Regions from separate parts of the Homo sapiens genome. Here region 2 is linked to region 1. Evidence: read pairs that join two places in POLR2A ChIA-PET (ENCODE). Cell type or tissue: Panc1. All regions are shown on one strand. Links, peaks and the distances in the headings refer to the core of each region. The heading gives the core; the rest is flanking DNA. Region 1 overlaps GKN2 (gastrokine 2). Region 2 overlaps ANTXR1 (ANTXR cell adhesion molecule 1).

What was found. Peaks named below come from ENCODE experiments on the same cell type or tissue, not always from the same donor. Only the 100,000 strongest peaks of a DNase experiment are listed, where the experiment ranks them.
Region 2: POLR2A ChIA-PET joins it to region 1 with 5 read pairs; 2 of 35 experiments call an interaction of 5 or more read pairs at or near these places.

The regions. Positions count from the first base shown.
Region 1 is chr2:68,943,649-68,952,750 of GRCh38, reverse strand. It overlaps GKN2 (gastrokine 2), which reads left to right. Exons shown (of 6, transcript NM_182536.3): 2 at 1,996-2,049; 3 at 2,488-2,625; 4 at 5,494-5,604; 5 at 6,291-6,447; 6 at 7,301-7,519. The coding sequence ends at 7,383. Among named protein-coding and RNA genes, the nearest start is that of GKN2, 4.7 kb to the left of the region's middle. RefSeq lists an enhancer at 8,825-9,014. In Panc1, for the core only: no CTCF peak of the experiment used is centred there; no DNase peak of the experiment used is centred there.
Region 2 is chr2:69,232,036-69,241,137 of GRCh38, reverse strand. All of the region lies in intron 17 of ANTXR1 (ANTXR cell adhesion molecule 1), which reads right to left. Among named protein-coding and RNA genes, the nearest start is that of MIR3126, 130 kb to the right of the region's middle. In Panc1, for the core only: a CTCF peak has its summit at 2,710; no DNase peak of the experiment used is centred there; H3K27ac peaks cover 1,028 bases.

The DNA.
Region 1 (9,102 bases), core at 4,351-6,850:
CTGTGCATGCTTCTAAGCTTCTGTGATTGAATTAATGACATCTTTGGCAGAAATAGTGTTGAATAAGTCTGACTTTTTTTGTCCTTTTCCTGTTTTGAGATGTTTACTTAAAAGAAAATTCAAAAATACAAAGAAATCTCTAGATAATTTTGATTTGGAGGATGTTTAATAATAATCCTTTATTATGAGCTTCATAGGGAATTTGGGCTATTTAAAACAACTACATTTGCTATCTAAGAGAGAAGCTGTAGTTTAAAAATAATATCAGTAATAGTAATAATAGTACCTCTCATTTCTCAAATGCATACTAAGCCTTAGACTAAGCATATCACATGAATAATTTCATCTATTCATTGCAACAACCCTATGAGTTGAGTAGTATTCTCCCCGTTTTACAGATAAGGAGACTGAGAGGCAGAGGAATGTGATTTTCCCAAGCCCGTAAATGTGGGATTTAGAATGTAATTTATCCATCTGAATCCCCACTTGCAGGCGCAATCATGGCAAATTTAAGCAGCCAGAGTGTCTTCAATGTCCTCTCATTATGACTAAATTCTCCCTTAGGACAAAACGTTCCTTCTATGGCCACTCCACCCCTCCATCTGATCCCAGCCTCCGTAGTTCCACATTGCAGTGCCCCATGGACAGTGGGCTATGTTCTGACCTAGAATGGAATTCGCTCCCCTAGTCTCTGTCCTTTATTCTCATTCAGCTGCTAAGGGAGAAAGCAAAATGTTAAGTACCTCTTTCTAAAGTGTTAAAGACTATCAGCTTAAAGAGCTCCCTCTCTCAGGGCTGTCTTGATTTTCCAAATTGAGACCTAACCCTGAAGCACAAAAGTATTATATAACCATGGTGTATTAACCACAGTGTTGGAAGGGAGATCATTTTGGGGCAGAGGACACTCCCCAAGCTCTCTCTAATCATACCATTAAAGTGGTTTAGTCCTTCGACTACTTGTTCAAACCACTATTTTAGACTCATTAACTAGAATATACGGGAGTATCATATGTTGCTGGAGCTGGTCTGTGGTAAGAGAAGATGTATCCCTATGGAAGGCTGAATATCAGCACACAGGTCTTTGTTAGATGCTCTACTCCCAGTCCCCAGAAGAGAAATATTAAGGGTGGGATGGAAAGGGAAGTAGGAAAGTCCCACTGACAGTTCTTAAAAATATCCCCCTTCCCCAAGACTCCTTTCATCAGCAGTTTTCAAATGACAGTGCAGTCAACTATGTACTGATGTAGTTTTCAGCGATAGTACAGTTCACTGATGTTCAGAAGAGAGGGTACAAAACCTGGGTTAGCATGTTGGAACAGACTCTTACAGAACTACAGCAAAATATCAGAACTGCTTCAATGTCAGCTCACGACCTGTGGGCCCAGCACTTGTGTGATAGTATCACTAAGGCATAGGAGAATATGGGGGTTTTACTTGATGTCAGCCTCAAAAGTTAATTGTGCTCCCAAGCATTCTATTTTCATAGTTTCCCTTAGGAACCTGTCAGGTCTTTATCACCCATGATTCATTTTAAATCTGTATTACCCTCTCAGTCTTAAGGGATTAAAGTTTTTTAAAATTAATTAATTAATTAATTATTTTTTTAGAGGACACAATTTGACCACTGTTATCCAAAGCTAGTGTGAATCATACCAGAGTATTTCCATAGTGAAATGAATCCTTCACTGCTCATCTGCCCCGGGTTTCTCCTACTATCTACATGGTTATAATGCTAGAAAGAGTTGGGAATTAGGTGGCAATTGTAGCACCCTGTGTCTGGCAAATAGAATGAACTCAACAAATGCCTGTTAAATGAGCCAATGTGTGAGCCAATCAATGTGTGCGTGGAAAGGGAGTGCTGACCATCTGTGGCCACTCAGTGTCTCTAGGTGTACATTTTCTGAGATATCTGTGCCTTTCCTGTCCAGTGTTTCCTCCTGTCCCACACTCAATGACTACCCTATAAAGAATGGATGTGGTGGGTCTGTTTTTCAGGTGGCATTTCTGGTGGTGCTGACCATCTTTGGGATACAATCTCATGGATACGAGGTGAGTTGGTTCCTTATGGACTTTATCTCTTAGAGATGTTGGGAGAGGAAAGGGAAGGTACAAGAGAGCCTGAAGACAGTAGAGAGGCCATATGCCTTATTTGGGATGGAATCTCAGAAATAACCAATAATGGAAATAATGAGCTTGGCTATTCCTCTCCAACCACAATACCTTTGCAAATGTAAGCCATTGCTTTAAAATGTGGTCAGTCTCATTTCTCTTGTGATATCACTGCTTCTCCCATATATAATATAGTAAACTCTAAGGAAAAGCTTTGCCTTCTTATGGCATCATAAGTTTTTGGATTGGGACCCCAGTGGACAGTTTTAGTTTTTAATCCCTTGTTCATAGCAGGCAGCTGCTTTATTTTGTTGGAAGAGTTGCCTTTCAAATATATAAGATTTATGGAAAAACATTTTGTCTTTCTTTTCAATCTAGGTTTTTAACATCATCAGCCCAAGCAACAATGGTGGCAATGTTCAGGAGACAGTGACAATTGATAATGAAAAAAATACCGCCATCATTAACATCCATGCAGGATCATGCTCTTCTACCACAATTTTTGACTATAAACATGTAAGCAGCAAATGAATTTTCATATTCATCAGGACTAGTTTGCTAAAGAGCAGAGGGATCTATATATATATGGGGCATATATACTTGAATTCTTAGACTTAACCTTGCAATTCTTTAAGAATTCCTCACTTTCACTTTTCTCTTTAAATAATCAAGCAATTGGTTAAAAAAACAAAACCATTTTGAAGAAAAACATATGACAGGAAACATATGCATTTGCTTGACCTTTTCAGGTAGAAATTGGAAGAGTAATGCTATTATCCCACTACAGGCTCAGAAAGTGCAAAGAAGAGTAACCAAAGTCCAAAGCAAAGCCCGGCATGCAGACACTCAAACTCATTTGTTGAGTGAACAAATGAATGAATAGGGCTTCTAACACAGAACATCATGCAGAAAAAGAACAATTGGTCAGGCACAGTGGCTCATGCCTGTAATCCCAGCACTTTGGGAGTCTGAGGCGGGAGGATCTCTTGAGCCCAGGAGTTGGAGACTGGCCTGGGCAACATGGCAGAATCCCATCTCTACCAAAAATACAAAAATTAGCTGGGTGTGGTGGTGCGGGCCTGTGGTCCCACCTACTTGGGAGGCTGAGGTGGGAGGATTGCTGGAGCCCAGGAAGTCAAGGCTGCAGTGAGCTGAGACTGCACCACTGCACTCCAGCCTGGGTGACAAAACGAGATCCTGTCTCAAAAAAATAAATAAATAAATAATTAAAAAATATAAAATAATAAAAAGAACAATCACAAAGCAATCACAACATAGCAGAAATCCAGAGCAACTATACACATTTAATTATGTACATAGGGTAGGCAAAAAATCATACTTTTTCTGTAAGAAAGAAAATCTGCTAACTAAAAGCACTAAACTATTTTCAAGTGTTAGATACTGGCATTAACAATAAGTCACAGAAACCTGCTCAGAAAACATATCCTTCATCAGTTATTTATTCATTTGTTTTCCATTTCTTCCACCAACGAATTATGAACCTGCTTCTACCTAGGTTCCAAGCTATGCACTATGGATATAAGTAGGTTCCTGCTCATCTCACTAGACTTTTGAACATGATTTTCTGTCCCTTTTCTTCTAGAAATGTCTTCACGTTCCTCTTTCCCATTGGTGTTGGCAGTTCAATCACACATTTGAAAGTATAGAGTCATTAGAAAATGTGGTTTAAAAGGAAGTGGCACTGAAATTGTTTTTAAGCAACTGTCATGGAAATCCCAAAACTGTCTTTAAAAAAAAATGGAGAAGTGAGGATTTGCTTTAAGCTTCTTCCATTATCACCAGGCTCAGCCTCTGTCTATTTTTTGAATTTTAGGAACTGACAATTTGTGAGAATTGAAAAATAAGAACCAGAAAGATTTCTATTAGATACAGCTTTCTAGGGTATATCATTATTTGGAACTCTGTAGAGACAATTTTCACTCCAGGTGAAGACTCAGTGGCCTTAGGTCCCATCTGGCCCCAGGGTCTTCACCCTCCATTGCTCTTTCAATCCCACCTTATTGCAACCCATCCCTCTCCAGCCAGCTTGGGTTTGAGATGGAGAAGGGATGGGGAAAACTGGAGAGGAAGAAAAGATGGCAAATGAGGGGAGGATAGATGAGACGTGTGTGAGCGTGCATGAGTGTGGGTATGGGTATGCTTATGAGAGCTCCTAAAGCAGCACTGTCTAACAGAACTTTCTGCAGCGGTGGAAGTGTTCTAGATTTGAATTTCCAATAGGGAAGCCCCCAGCCGCCTGTGGTTATTGAGTACTCAAAATTTGTAACAGAAGTGCATTTTAAATTTTACCTAATTTGAATTTAAATTTAGATAGTGGCATATAGCTAATAACTATCATATTGGACAGCACAGTTTTTTTTTTTTGTTTTTTTTTTTTGACGGAGTCTCGCTCTGTCACCCAGGCTGGAGTCCAGTGGTGTGATCTTGGCTCACTGCAAGCTCCACCTCCCGGGTTCATGCCATTCTCCTGCCTCAGCCTCCCGAGTAGCTGGGACTACAGGTGCCCGCCACCACGCCCGGCTAAATTTTTTGTATTTTTAGTAGAGACGGGGTTTCACCATGTTAGCCAGGATGGTCTCGATCTCCTGACCTTGTGATCTGCCCTTCTCGGCCTCCCAAAGTGCTGGGATTACAGGTGTGAGCCACTGCACCTGGCCAGGACAGCACAGTTCTAAAAAATATTCTATTTACCCCAAACTGGGGAGGAAGCAGAATAAAATTAATGGAAAGAAGCCAGATGCAGTAGCTTACACCTCTAATCTCAGCACTTTGGGAGCTCAAGGTGGGTGGATCACTTGAGATCAGGAGTTTGAGACCAGCCTGGCTAATATGGTGAAACTCCATCTCTACTAAACATAAAAAATTAGCTGTTCATGGTGGTGCACACCTGTAGTCCCAGCTACTCTGGAAGCTGAGGCAAGAGAGTTGCTTGAACCAGGGAGGTGGAGGCTTCAGTGAGCTGAGGTTGCACCACTGCACTCCAGCCTGGGCAACAGAGTGAGAGTCTGTCTCAAAAAAATAATAATAATGGTAATAATAATAATAAAATAATGGAAAGAGACAGAGTAGTGCTTCTTCTCAATCTTTCAAACCTCAAACTGCAGACCCTGGTTCCATGACATGAAAAGCAGAATATAGTCATGGGTTTGCACAATTTCAAAGGGGTAGAAATGACAAGTGAAAAAATGAAAATGTTATGTAAAATAAGTCAAGTGGATAAAGTTGATTGCAGATTGGAGAGCAATCCCACCATATATTCACTGTGCATGTTCAAGTCTTTCTTCCGAGGTTCAGGCATCATCTTCACCAAGTTCAGATTCAGGGAACTAGGGAGGAACAGTAACTGTACTCTTGCTGCCTCAGGGCTACATTGCATCCAGGGTGCTCTCCCGAAGAGCCTGCTTTATCCTGAAGATGGACCATCAGAACATCCCTCCTCTGAACAATCTCCAATGGTACATCTATGAGAAACAGGTAATTCTGGGGCACTCTTGAGTATTCTCTGTTCTTAAGCCAGGCAATACTGGTATTTATGGAGAAATGAAGAGTGTGAGGGAGAAGATCATACTATCATGCCTTACCATAAATGTGATACTCAACTTATTAAAGTTATTAAAGTGTTTTTACTTTTATTTTATTATTTTTTAAGAGCAGGAGCAAATCTTAGCTTGATTTCCACCATATAGTCCTAAATACAAGAATTTATAATAAATTCCAGTGACATTATAGCAAGGACTGATCAGCTTCTCTTCTCAGAGCAGGGCTATGAGAAATGGTGACTGGAACAATAATAAGAGAAGTTCTAATATTCAATGACCCAAAGATGCAAAGAAATAATACAGTTGAGTGAACATATACAAACAGTGCACTGCGGCTAGAGACCCAAGGTTTAAGTCTCCCTCCACAACTTCTTATAGGTGCTACCTTTGACATGGGACTTACTTTCTTTGGGCTTCATTGCCACCAGAGGTAAAATAACACTGGTAATTACTAATGAGGCTACTTCACAGATAGAGTGTTCAAAAAGAGATGATGTCTTGAGATCCCTAAGTTCTTTCTATTTAATAATCTGAAAGAGAAAAATTGTCACAATTTAGAATAAGGTACACCAATTTTTGTCAATTTATTTTATGTTGTTCTTTTCTGTTATACCGATCTAGGCTCTGGACAACATGTTCTCCAGCAAATACACCTGGGTCAAGTACAACCCTCTGGAGTCTCTGATCAAAGACGTGGATTGGTTCCTGCTTGGGTCACCCATTGAGAAACTCTGCAAACATATCCCTTTGTATAAGGGGGAAGTGGTTGAAAACACACGTGAGTACCAATAAGTCATTCACTCACCAAATATTTTCTGAAAGCTACTATGTGCCAGGTGCTCTGTTGGGTGCCAAGTGAAATGCAAATAAATGGGAACAGTACTCAGTTCAGTTTGCTTTGGGAATTAATTACATGCCATGTGTGTAAATTGTGCTAAATTTTAGGAATACAGAAATGAATTAAACGTCTCCAGGGAACACATAGTCTAGTGAAGAAGCTGACAAGTGAAAAGAGAGGATGGAGTAAAGGATTTCTGGATGCCAATGAAAAACTACTCGATTCTTGTATACTTTCATATGTAAGAATTTCAAGTAGCAAAAAGTCATCTGGGCCCTTAGAATAGCATATTTTGAAGATAATAAGAAGGAAGTCACTAAGAAATGCTCTCAGGATCTAGAATAGAATTGGTATAGGAAAGAGGAGGCCAAGCGGACTTACAGACAGGGAGTAAAAACCCTGATTCATCTGGGTAACATATGCCACTGCAGATATTACTGTCATTTTTATACAAAGTTTCTAAATGTGGCAGAGCAACCAGAGTGAAAGAGGTCGGGCCAACTGATGATGAACACAACAAAGGAAATTTCTCAGAGTACTGGAAGGTAGATAAAGAAGAGTTTATGTTTATTATATATCTACTGCCCAGAAAAAAATTTTAAGTACTCATTCATAAAGTAAATAAAGGCACATAGGTATGCCATTGACACAGAATGGCATAATATCACTGGGATTGAGCCAACCAGCACTTCCAAAAGTTGTCAGTTTTATTTAAGCTAATGTATTATTATTCTAATAATTCCAATAATATATTTTTTAATGCTCTTTCTCTGAAAAATTTTCCCTTTTCCAGATAATGTCGGTGCTGGAGGCTGTGCAAAGGCTGGGCTCCTGGGCATCTTGGGAATTTCAATCTGTGCAGACATTCATGTTTAGGATGATTAGCCCTCTTGTTTTATCTTTTCAAAGAAATACATCCTTGGTTTACACTCAAAAGTCAAATTAAATTCTTTCCCAATGCCCCAACTAATTTTGAGATTCAGTCAGAAAATATAAATGCTGTATTTATAGATTTTTTGGTGTTTGTTGTTTTTTGTAAGCAGCAAAGGGAATCCAAGCAATGTCTTTGTCACTATATAGAAGAAAAAAAATTGCCAGAATTTTAAATAAGGTGCATAATGTGTGAAAATTCCCAGATAATACCACTGGGTCACATGTGGACTAGTCAGCTGGGGTCGAATTTCCATTTCTTCGTCTGCCCTCTGGACCAGCTTCCCATCTAACCATCCAAATATATGGGAGCAACCTGGGTAGAGAAGAGGCTCACACGGTGGTGGCCTTGACCTGGCCAGGGGAGGGACATAGCGTATGCTTATCAAACAAGTTGAATGCTCAGGTGAAGGCTTTTAGGGCCATTCATATGAGTTAAAATGTCCTTTAACTCACCAAAGCAGTAGACTCAACCTGAATAAACTTTATAATAATATGTGTTGCCCTGGAGTGAGAAGGGAGAAAGGGAGAGAGGAAGGAGCACCTAACGTCCAGGAAAAGATGCACCATACTGAAGATCATAACAGGAGTGAAAGACTAGAAATGCCAAGTCAATACATAGCAGAAAAGCAACTTCCAATATTTCAAATAAATTGCACATTGTGTACAAATCTCAGATCGTGAAGCTGGGTCACACGTGAACGTTCGGCTGAATGCAAATTCAGAGCAAAGAGGAATTACTTTAATAACAATTTATTCTCTTGCCGTAGACCTCTGGGATCCTAGCTGCAGAGGACCCCCGGCCTCCGCGTTTGAGCTGACATGAGACTCTCACTAGAGATTAGATGGAGAAAGGGCTCCAGCAGGCACGGAGCTGGAAGCTTTGTCTGTGAGACAGCTCCGCGGGAGCACTCATCCCCCAGGGCTCTCTGTCTCCCTCTGAGAGGCTCTGGCCCCATATAACCACCAGAATGGGAGAAGAAGTGCTTCCCCGTGGGATTAGGGCACATCTGTCCCGCAGGCCCACCTGCCTGCCAGTCCCTCCCAGGATTCCTGCCTGGCCACCCCACAGGAGTGTGTACACAGTGCAGCCTCAGCTGCTCAGCATGGGTGCTTTGCTCCACTTGAGTGCATTCCGGCAGCGTGGGAGCTGTTTGAATCCCCCAGTGCACACAGATCCCAACCCCAAGGGTCCAGGGGAGGGAGCTGTGAGCAGATCCGGACGTCCCAGGGCTGTGGCTCCGGAGTGCGGAACTGGGCCCAGTGCTTCAGCAGAAGAGGAGCCCATACTCTCAGAAAACTCTCAGAGAGGGGTGAGTCGCACAGGTTCCTGGGCTGGTGTGGAACCTAGGCGTGCCTCCCTCCACAGAGCTGGTCCAGTAAGTGTGGGGCCTGTCTCCCTGCTGGACCTCTGCCTGAAGGAGCCCAACGACCTGGAACACCTAACAACAACAGAAAGTCACGGCCACAGTGCCAGTGATCAGGGGTCCCTCCCCTCAAGACCGAGGAGGAGACCTGGTGAGGGGTCACCCCTCTCCCCCTTGCACCACAGAGCACGGCTTCAAAGGCCCGGATACACAAAGGAGCCGGGTGGCAGAATATTAGTCTAGCTATCTCCCATTGCTCTCACGCGCCATCTACTGGATTTCATCCCAAACTACAACA
Region 2 (9,102 bases), core at 2,593-5,092, 290 kb before region 1:
GTGGTTTGATTCCGATCCAAGATTTGGCTTTGACCTCAGTTTACCTCAGCATCCTCATTTACAGGAATGAATGCCAATTATTTTCACACATTAGCAAAAATTTCTCAGATTAAATTCTAAGAAGAAAATGCAACAATATCTCCAGCTAAATGAAGGCTTAGGATGCCAGCTGGCCTTCCTCCTAGGCTTGAAAGTGCCATTTTGATTTGGGTGTATCTAATGGTGGTGGGAGGACTATTTGAAACGTCCAGGTACATTAGTGTCTTTACTTATCATCAAAACTCTGTCAGTTATGTATCAGTATTTTCATTGTACAGAAAAAAAACTAAAGTCTCACACCTATTTAAATAACTTGCTCGAGACTACACAGCCAGTAAGTGGCAGAGTGGGATTAAAACCCAGCTCTGTTTGCCTCAGGAACTCATCCTCTTTATACTGTATTCCTGAATATAGACTAAAAGTGCAAATGATTTCTTGAAAGACTTGTAGATAGCATCACACAGTGTAGCACTTGACCACAATCCAGCAGCTCTTGACATAGTCAAACGATTGTTCCCGAACCTAAGTCTGGTCAATTCACTCTCCAGCTCAAAATTCTTCAGTGATTCCCCATCACCTTTAAAATAAAAGCCAAACACCTCCACTGGCATACACAGCCCTTTGGGATCTGGTGCGTGCTTATGGCTTTCAATTGATGTCTTACTCTTTTCTTGCAAGATGTCCAGCTTGGTCCACCCTATGCCCTCCACAAATATTTGTTCAATGAGGAATATAATTTGCCATGTGGAACCCTACTCTAAATGTTTCCCATTAGAAACATTGCTCCTTAACTGGTTGGTGAGCACCTCTGAGGCACCCTCAAGGGCTTCTCCTGTGGAGCCTAGTGTTGCTCTAAAGAGCCCAACATTCAAGTTGGCACTCAACAAGTACTGCTCACACACCGGAGCTCCGAGGTGCAGCAAGATGTCTTAGAAAGCTCTGATTTTTCCCTGCAGGTTTAAGCTCTCCAAAGGTCAAGGATCCAGGAACACAGCTATGAGTTTAGGGCTTCTCAGTCACCTCCCCATGGTCTCCTTGGACATCTCCTAGGTTCTTGGAGAAAGGATAGCAAGAATCCTATGTACTTCCCTTGGCTTCCACACTTGAAAGGTTAATGTTACCTCTAAAAATACTTTTTGGGTTACCTTCGATTGCTTTATTAAAGGAAATTGTTCTCAACAAAAAGCTTTGCCTAAATTGGAGGTGACATATTCTGAAATGGTTATGATGAAATGGTCAGGATGAAAGATCTTGTTGATCAGGTTCTGGATTTCCTTGGGTTTGAACTCCAGGCATTGATGGTCTGAGGCATTTAGAGACAGGACACTGGTGCTGGGGGCTGTGGTCTGCCTTGTGGGTTGCAGTCAGGAGGCAGAGTTCTACCTCTAGTTCTGCCACTAACATACTCACTGTGAAACCTGGGGCAAGTCACTTTCTCTCTATGGGCTTCGGTTTCTTCATCTGTCCAATTAAGTTGTACCGGCTAGATGACGTTCAAGGGCCTTTCAGCCCTAATATTCTATAATTCCATCAACATTTTTTTTTTGAGATGGAGTCTCACTCTGTGAGAGTGATCTCGGCTCACTACAACCTCTGCCTCCTGGGTTCAAGCGATTCTTCTGCCTCAGCCTCCCAAGTAGCTGGAATTACAGGCGTGTGCCACCACACCTGGCTAATTTTTTTTGTATTTTTAGTAGAGACGGGGTTTCGCTATGTTGGCCAGGCTGGTCTTGAACACCTGACCTCAGGTGATCCGCCAGCCTTGGCCTCCCAAAGTGCTGGGATTATAGGTGTGAGCCACCGCACCTGGCCTCCATCAAAATTTGAATTCCTTTGAAACCTTTTCCTTGGATAATTTAATCTGAATTCTTTTGGGGCAGCCAGTTTGCACATTTCTTTATACTAATTAGTTTGGCTAATGCTTTGTATTGCATATTTTTCTGGTTGGTCATTAGATTTTTAAAAATATTAATAAATTGAAACTTCAAAATTGGAGGTCTGCCTTCTGCTTTTCTATTATTGTGGTAAGAGTTTGAGCTTGCCTGCAACTTCTGAATTTGGGTTTGTGGGATGACAGGGAGATGTGAGAAGAGGTGTGGGCCGATTGTGTGCAAAAGACTTGCCAGTGGTGAGCTCATGTGTGCTGTGTTATGAGACATCTGTTTGGGCATCAGGCACGCTCCGTGGAGAGGGAGCTGGACTTTGGAGATGGTTAAAAATATGCTATGGCTTCCACAGATTAAACCAAATAGTTTCCTATGAACAGAGGTCATCTAAGGAAAATGGATTCCACAGGAAGAACACTAAAATAATTAGATCGTAAAAGTATAACATACATGCCAAGTTTCCTCTGACAAATACCTTTTCTCTCTGGCCTAGTTCTCCCATTGATTACCTTGTTTGGAGGGCTGTAGGTATTTCTCAAGTTACTAATGAATTAGGTTTCCCAAGTCAGTTGTTTGGAATTATGAGCATAGTTTCTAACTTAAATCATTCTTGTAAACTCAGGCTAGACCACAAAACCTCATCGACATATTGAAGGCAATTGACATAATCCTGCCGAAGGTGGTGCTCTACTGATGAATTAAACACATCAACAATGAATGGATGGCTGGATTGGATGACTTAATAGTTAGCCTTCTACACTATGATTCTCTTCATTTGTTAATTTATTTATGCATTTATCCTTTTGACAAATGGGTTTTAAGTGCCGGCTATGTCCTCAAAGGTGCTGCAGACAGTATTGAGCAAATGTTGAGGTCCCTGTCCTCATGAAGAATATAGTCTAGAGGTGAAGACAGACAGTAGTTAAATGGACCCCAGCAACCACATTTGTGATCTGTGACCCTGAGCTTGGCCACAGTTGATTGGACCAGTTGATTGGACAACTATGCTGAGCTAGACCAATCAGATTCTCTCTCCTGCGAATTTGGAATGACCACTGAGTGACAGGTAGTTAGTTAGTCAGGACTGATCATTTGAATAGAGGGAATGTAAAGTGGGAAGCTGGGGATGAGGGAGCAGCCATCTTCTGCCACAGTCAGGGAGAAGCAGAGAAAGCTCTGATTCTGTTTCATAAAGATCCTTCATACTCATTCATTCTGCCCTGCCCTCATTGTTGCTCATCTTCTAACACTTGGCCACCAAGTAAACCAGTCTTCCTGCTTTCAGCCTTTCCCTTTCACTTTGATATTTTGGCTTTCCATGTAAAATTCATACACGTGTGCACACACACACATATATATAAATAAAAATGTGCATATACATACATATATATGCATGTCTACATATGTATAGATAGAGGTATGTATAAAATGTATGTATACCTGTATATATAAAAATGTGTAGATACACAGATGCATTCAAAGTTATCTTTCTGGCCAGGTGAGGTGGCTCATGCCTGTAATCTCAGCACTTTAGGAGGCCAACGCAGGTGGATCACTTTAGCCCAGGAGTTAGAGACCAGCCTGGCAACACAGTGAGACCCCGTATCTACAAAAAATAAAAAAAATTAGCCTGATGTGTGTGCCTTTAGCCCTAGCTACTTGGGAGGCTGAGGCAGAAGGATGCCCAAGAGTTTGAGGCTGCAATGGGCTATCATGGCACTGCTGCAGTGCATTCCAGCCTGGGCAACAGAGTGAGACCCTGTCTTGCTCCTTCCCCTTCCCCAAAGCTGGAGCCACGGGCAAAGAGAAGGGTGTGTTGTGAGTGGTGATGCTCTGATCCTTCTCGGCTCCCTTTTCTCCACTTAAAACTTGCCCTGCCTATAAATCTCATAATAGCCTGCCTTTTATGTGCTGTTCATGGAAAGGGATCCAAGGTCAACTCTTTTAATTGATTCATTTTGCTGACACACATACTGGCACGTTCTCCATAATAATGTCTTTGGATGCCAGAACTGAGGGTAAGATGAAAGCACACAGGAAATATTTGGTAACACGAGGAAACTAGAAAAATGAAGGAAAGGGTAGAAATAAAAATGGCATCTCTTTAGTGGGACATGTGTAAATACAAGGTCTGTCAAGAATTAATGTTGAGATATGACTTATTTAATGATAAAATCCCCTTTTTCCATCTGATTACACAGTTCTTTGTTGAAAATTTGAAAAATACACAAAAAAAGGAAGGGAGAAGGGAATGTTAAATTATAGCATTCAGAATTAATATTTTGTGCTTATCTTTACAGAACACAGACACACACCCAGTGGTGGATTTATTTACAAAAATGGGATCATCCTGTATGAAAGTTTTAAAGTAGTTTACTGTGACCATTTCTCCCCTGTCATTTTCAATGGTTGCATAATCTTCTATCACATGGAAGCACCAAATGCAGTTAAGAATTTCTTTGTTGTTGGGTATTAAGAGTGTATCTAATTTGTCTCTATTATAAACAGTGCTGTGATAAAACTATTTATCCATAAATATTTTCATACATCTGTCAATTGTTTTAGAACAAATTGTTTGAGGTAGAATTTCTGGGTCAAAGTTTATGCACATTTTAACAGTTTTTGATAATATATTGTCAAACTGTCTTCTAGAAAAAGTGATATTCATTCATAGTTCCAATACTATTTTATGAGAATTTCTATTTCCCTACACTTTCAATTACAGAGTTTTAGAATTAAAAATTTTTGCCAATTTGACTATCTGAAGGAATTGTATTATTGTTTCCCTGTTCACTGTCTTATTATTTGTGAGATGAAAGTTTTTAAAATGTGTGTGTATATATGTAAAGATATATGTGTGTATACATATACATATATACACTCACACATACACACATATATATACACAAACTCACATATATATACACACACACACTACATATGATTTGTCTGCTCATATACTTTGCCCACTTTTACTGAGGTTTTGATCTTTTTTTATTGATCTTTTTTACTGATTTGTAAGAGCTCTTTATAGAGTAATGATGAAACTGGTTGATAGGGTTAGGTTTTGTGTCCCCACCCAAATCTCATCTTGAATTGTAATCCCCACGTGTCGAGAAAGAGAAGTGATTGGGTTATGGGTGCAGTTTTCCCCATGCTGTTCTCATGATAGTGAATATGTTTCATGAGAGCTGATGGTTTTATAAAGGGCAGTTCCCCTGTGCTCGCTCACATGCTTTCTCACCTGTCGCCATGTAAGATATATTTGCTTCCCCTTCTGCCATGATTGTAAATTTCCTGAGGCCTCCCCAGCCATACAGAACTGTGAGTCAATTAAACCTCTTTTCTTTATAAATTATCTGGTCTTGGGTAGTTCTTTATAGCAGTATGAGAGCAGACTAATACACTGGTTATGTAAGCTATTTTTTTTTTTTTTTTGGTTTGTGATTTTTAAAATTTTACTGATGGTATTTTTTGATGTACAGAAGTTAAATAAGTTTATGTGGGTAGCCAATTATATCAATCCATAGAGTCTATTCTTTTTTTTTTTTTTTTTTTTTTGAGACGGGGTTTCACTCTGTGACCCAGGTTGGAGTGCAGTGGTGTGATCTCAGCTCACTGCAACCTCTGCCTCCTGGGTTCAAGTGATCCTCCCACCTCAGCCTCCCAAGTAGCTGGGACTACAGGAATGCACCACCACACCTGGCTAATTGTTTTGTATATTTGGTAGAGACAGGGTTTCACCATGTTGCCCAGGCTGGTCTCAAACTCCTGAGCTCAGATGGTCTACCAGCCTTGGTCTCCCAAAGTGCTGGGATTTACAGGCGTGAACCACTGCCCCTGGCCCATAGAGTCTATTTTTTCATATCCCTTAGAAAGGCCTTCATCAGGGCTGGGCACGGTGGCTCATGCCTGTAATCCTAGCACTTTGGGAGGCCAAGATGGGCAGATTACCTGAAGTCGGGAGTTTGAGACCAGCCTGACCAACATGGAGAAACCCTGTCTCTACTAAAAATACAAAATTAGCTGGGCGTGGTGGCACATGCCTGTAATCCCAACTACTTAGGAGGCTGAGGCAGGAGAATCGCTTGAACCCAGGAGGTGGAGGTTGCGGTGAGCCAAGATTGTGCCATTGCACTCCAGCCTGGGCAACAAGAGTGAAACTCCGTCTCAAAAAAAAAAAAAAAAAAAAAAAGCTTTCATCATTCTTTTTTTTTTTTTTTAGTTATGTTATAGTTTCACTTTTCTATGTTTATAGAATGTTTATAGAATGTGGACTAAAGAGCCAAACTACTAGGATTCAAGAGATCTGGTTCTGCAACTTACTGTGTTATCTTGGACAAATTAATTAACTTCTGTTTTCTTTTCTGTAAAATGGGTTAAATAATTGATCCTAGCTCATGAGATTATTGTAAGGATTAATGAAAATAATAAATTTTTTAAATTTTTGAGACGGAGTTTTGCTCTTGTTGCCCAGGCTGGAGTGCAATGGTGCAATCTCAGCTCACTGTAATCTCTGTCTCCCAGGTTCAAGCGATTCTCCTGCTTCAGCCTCCCAAGTAGCTGGGATTACAGGAGTGCACCACCTGGCCAATTTTGTATTTTTAGTAGAGATGGGTTTTCACCACGTTGGTCAGGCTGGTCTCGAACTCCTGACCTCAGGAGTCCTTGGCCTCCCAAAGTGCTGGGATTACAGGCATAAGTCACTGTGCCCAGACTATAAATAACTTTGAATGGTGCCTGACATATAAAATTACCCAGTAAATGTTAACTATTATCATCTGGAATATATTTTGCTATGAGGTGTGAGGTGCAAGTTCAAATTTATTTCATCTTTTTCTAAATCAGCCAATTGTGCTAACTTAGAAATACCATTTGTTAAATAATCTACCACCTTCCAACTAATTTAATGCCAGCCTTATATGGCAGATTCTCACTTGTTCTTTCATTTGTGTTTTCAGATCTCTGTTCCACTTCTCTGATGTGTCTCTCTATATCTGTAGCAGCAGTTTCCACTGTTATAGTTCCACAACATATTGTAATATTGATCTTATAAGTCTATCTTTATTATTTTTCAAAATTATCTGCACTATTCTCATCTGATTGTTCTTCCAAACAATAACTTAGAATAATGTAATTCATAAATTAAGTTGGAGAAAATGGCCTTTTATATTTTTATGTTTTCTCATCCATCAATAGCACATTCCAAATTTGTGATTTTCGAATGTAAGTTCCAGCCTTCTTTTAAACATTTATTCCTAGATTTATTTTATTGTTGCTATTGTAAAGTTTCTTTTCTCTATTTTAGCATCCTACTCTTAGTATATTTATTTTGTATTTAAATATTTTACTGAATTCTCTTACAGTATTTCTGTTGATATAATTTAATATTTTCCATTTCTAATATTTACTTATTATTACATTTTCTTGTTTTATTGCATTGATTAGAAGTGATGTCAGGTGTCCTTATCTTATTCTTGTCTTTAGTGGGAATACCTTCAGTATTTCATAATAGTTTAGATATCCTTACTTCTGTTAAAAATATACTTTAATTCCAGTTTAAGTGTTTAAAAAAATTTAAGCAAATATCAAACACCTTTTTGATATAAAGTAAGATAACCCTATTGATAGATATTTTTATTAATGTTAAGGAAATAATTTCCTATTCACAGTTGATAGTTTCAAAAAGTAATATTTTAAATTCTATCAGAATCTTTTTGATATCAAGATCATTATATTTTTCCTATATTTTCACCTACTGATATATATTTTATAAATTTTTTTCTAATAAAAATTATCTGCACATTTCTGAAACAAACTTTTGAAAAGTTCTGAAATTAATTCTCTTTGATTTAGGATTTTTGCACCCAAATTCACAGGTGAATTTGGCCATGTTTCTTTTGTTGTGAGCTACTTTTCATCAAGATTATGTTAACTTCACAAAACAATTTGGGAGGATTTTCATCTTTTTATATGTTCTGTATTTCTGAAATAGCATAAGAATTACTTGTCGTATAACAAGTACACAAGCATGAGATAATTCTCTCAAAAATTTTCTAGACATGCTGTTATTTAAAAGTATAGTTCTTTGATGCCTTTAAAAATTTTTGCCACAGATATTGATTTATTCAGGTTTTGTACTTTTTTTGAGTCAATTTCTGTAATTTATCCTTTCTTAGAAAATAATTCATCAAGATTTTAGAAGCATTTGCATAGATTTGTACTTTGTTCACAGGGCATTCTTACAGGTAAACAAATCTCCTTCGTTGTGATAGTCCTTTTGTCTTTCTTAATAATTACATATTTTCATGTTCTAACCTTCCTTTTTGGATTTGTCTTTCAAAGATTCATCGATGATACTGGTAGTTCCAAAGAAATTCTTAAAGACTTATTTCTTGCTTCTACTGATTTTGCTTTGTTTTCATTAATTTGTTTTTTATTCATAGATTCCGTGTTTCTGCTGTCTGTAGATTTGTTTCATATTATTTTCTAAGTTTTACCTAATTCTTATCTCATTTGTTTTCATTTTTTCTTGTTTAATAATGAAAGAATTTAAGGCTATGATGTTTCCAAATCCCACAAGTTTTTATTGAGATGTTCCAATTGTCATTATTTTCTAGGATCCCAGTTAATTGCAGTTTTGATTTCCTCTTGGACTGAATAGTAATTTATAAGACTGCTTTTAAAACTTCAAAGTGCTTTTTTTTTTTTTTTGGAGACAAGCTCTCGGTCTGTCGCCTAGGCTGGAGTGCAGTGGTGTCTAAGTGCTTTTTTGAAGCAAGAGTTTAATCCCTTATTGCTAAATTGTAGATTTTTATTTTTATTTTTGGTGGTATATGTGGACTCTAAAAATTATATGTTCTCTCTTTTTTCAGGTTTTCTTTGTGGCCTAAGTTATAGTTGATTTTTACAAGTTAAGAAAATAATATGAATTATTTATTTGAAGGGTGCTGTTAAATATCCATTAATCATTTTTTGATTCGATTTAATTAAAGCCTCTATATCTTTTATTTACTTTTTCATCTGCTTGCTTTATTGAAGTCCAAGGGTGGTTGTGAGTTTATTAAGTTACTTTTCTCCAACGTTTTACACAATTATATTTGCACAAACTTTGCTCTTTAATCACTGGGCCACCCAAGAGTAGCACAGAGGGTGCTCTTTCAGGGCTCTCTGGGCA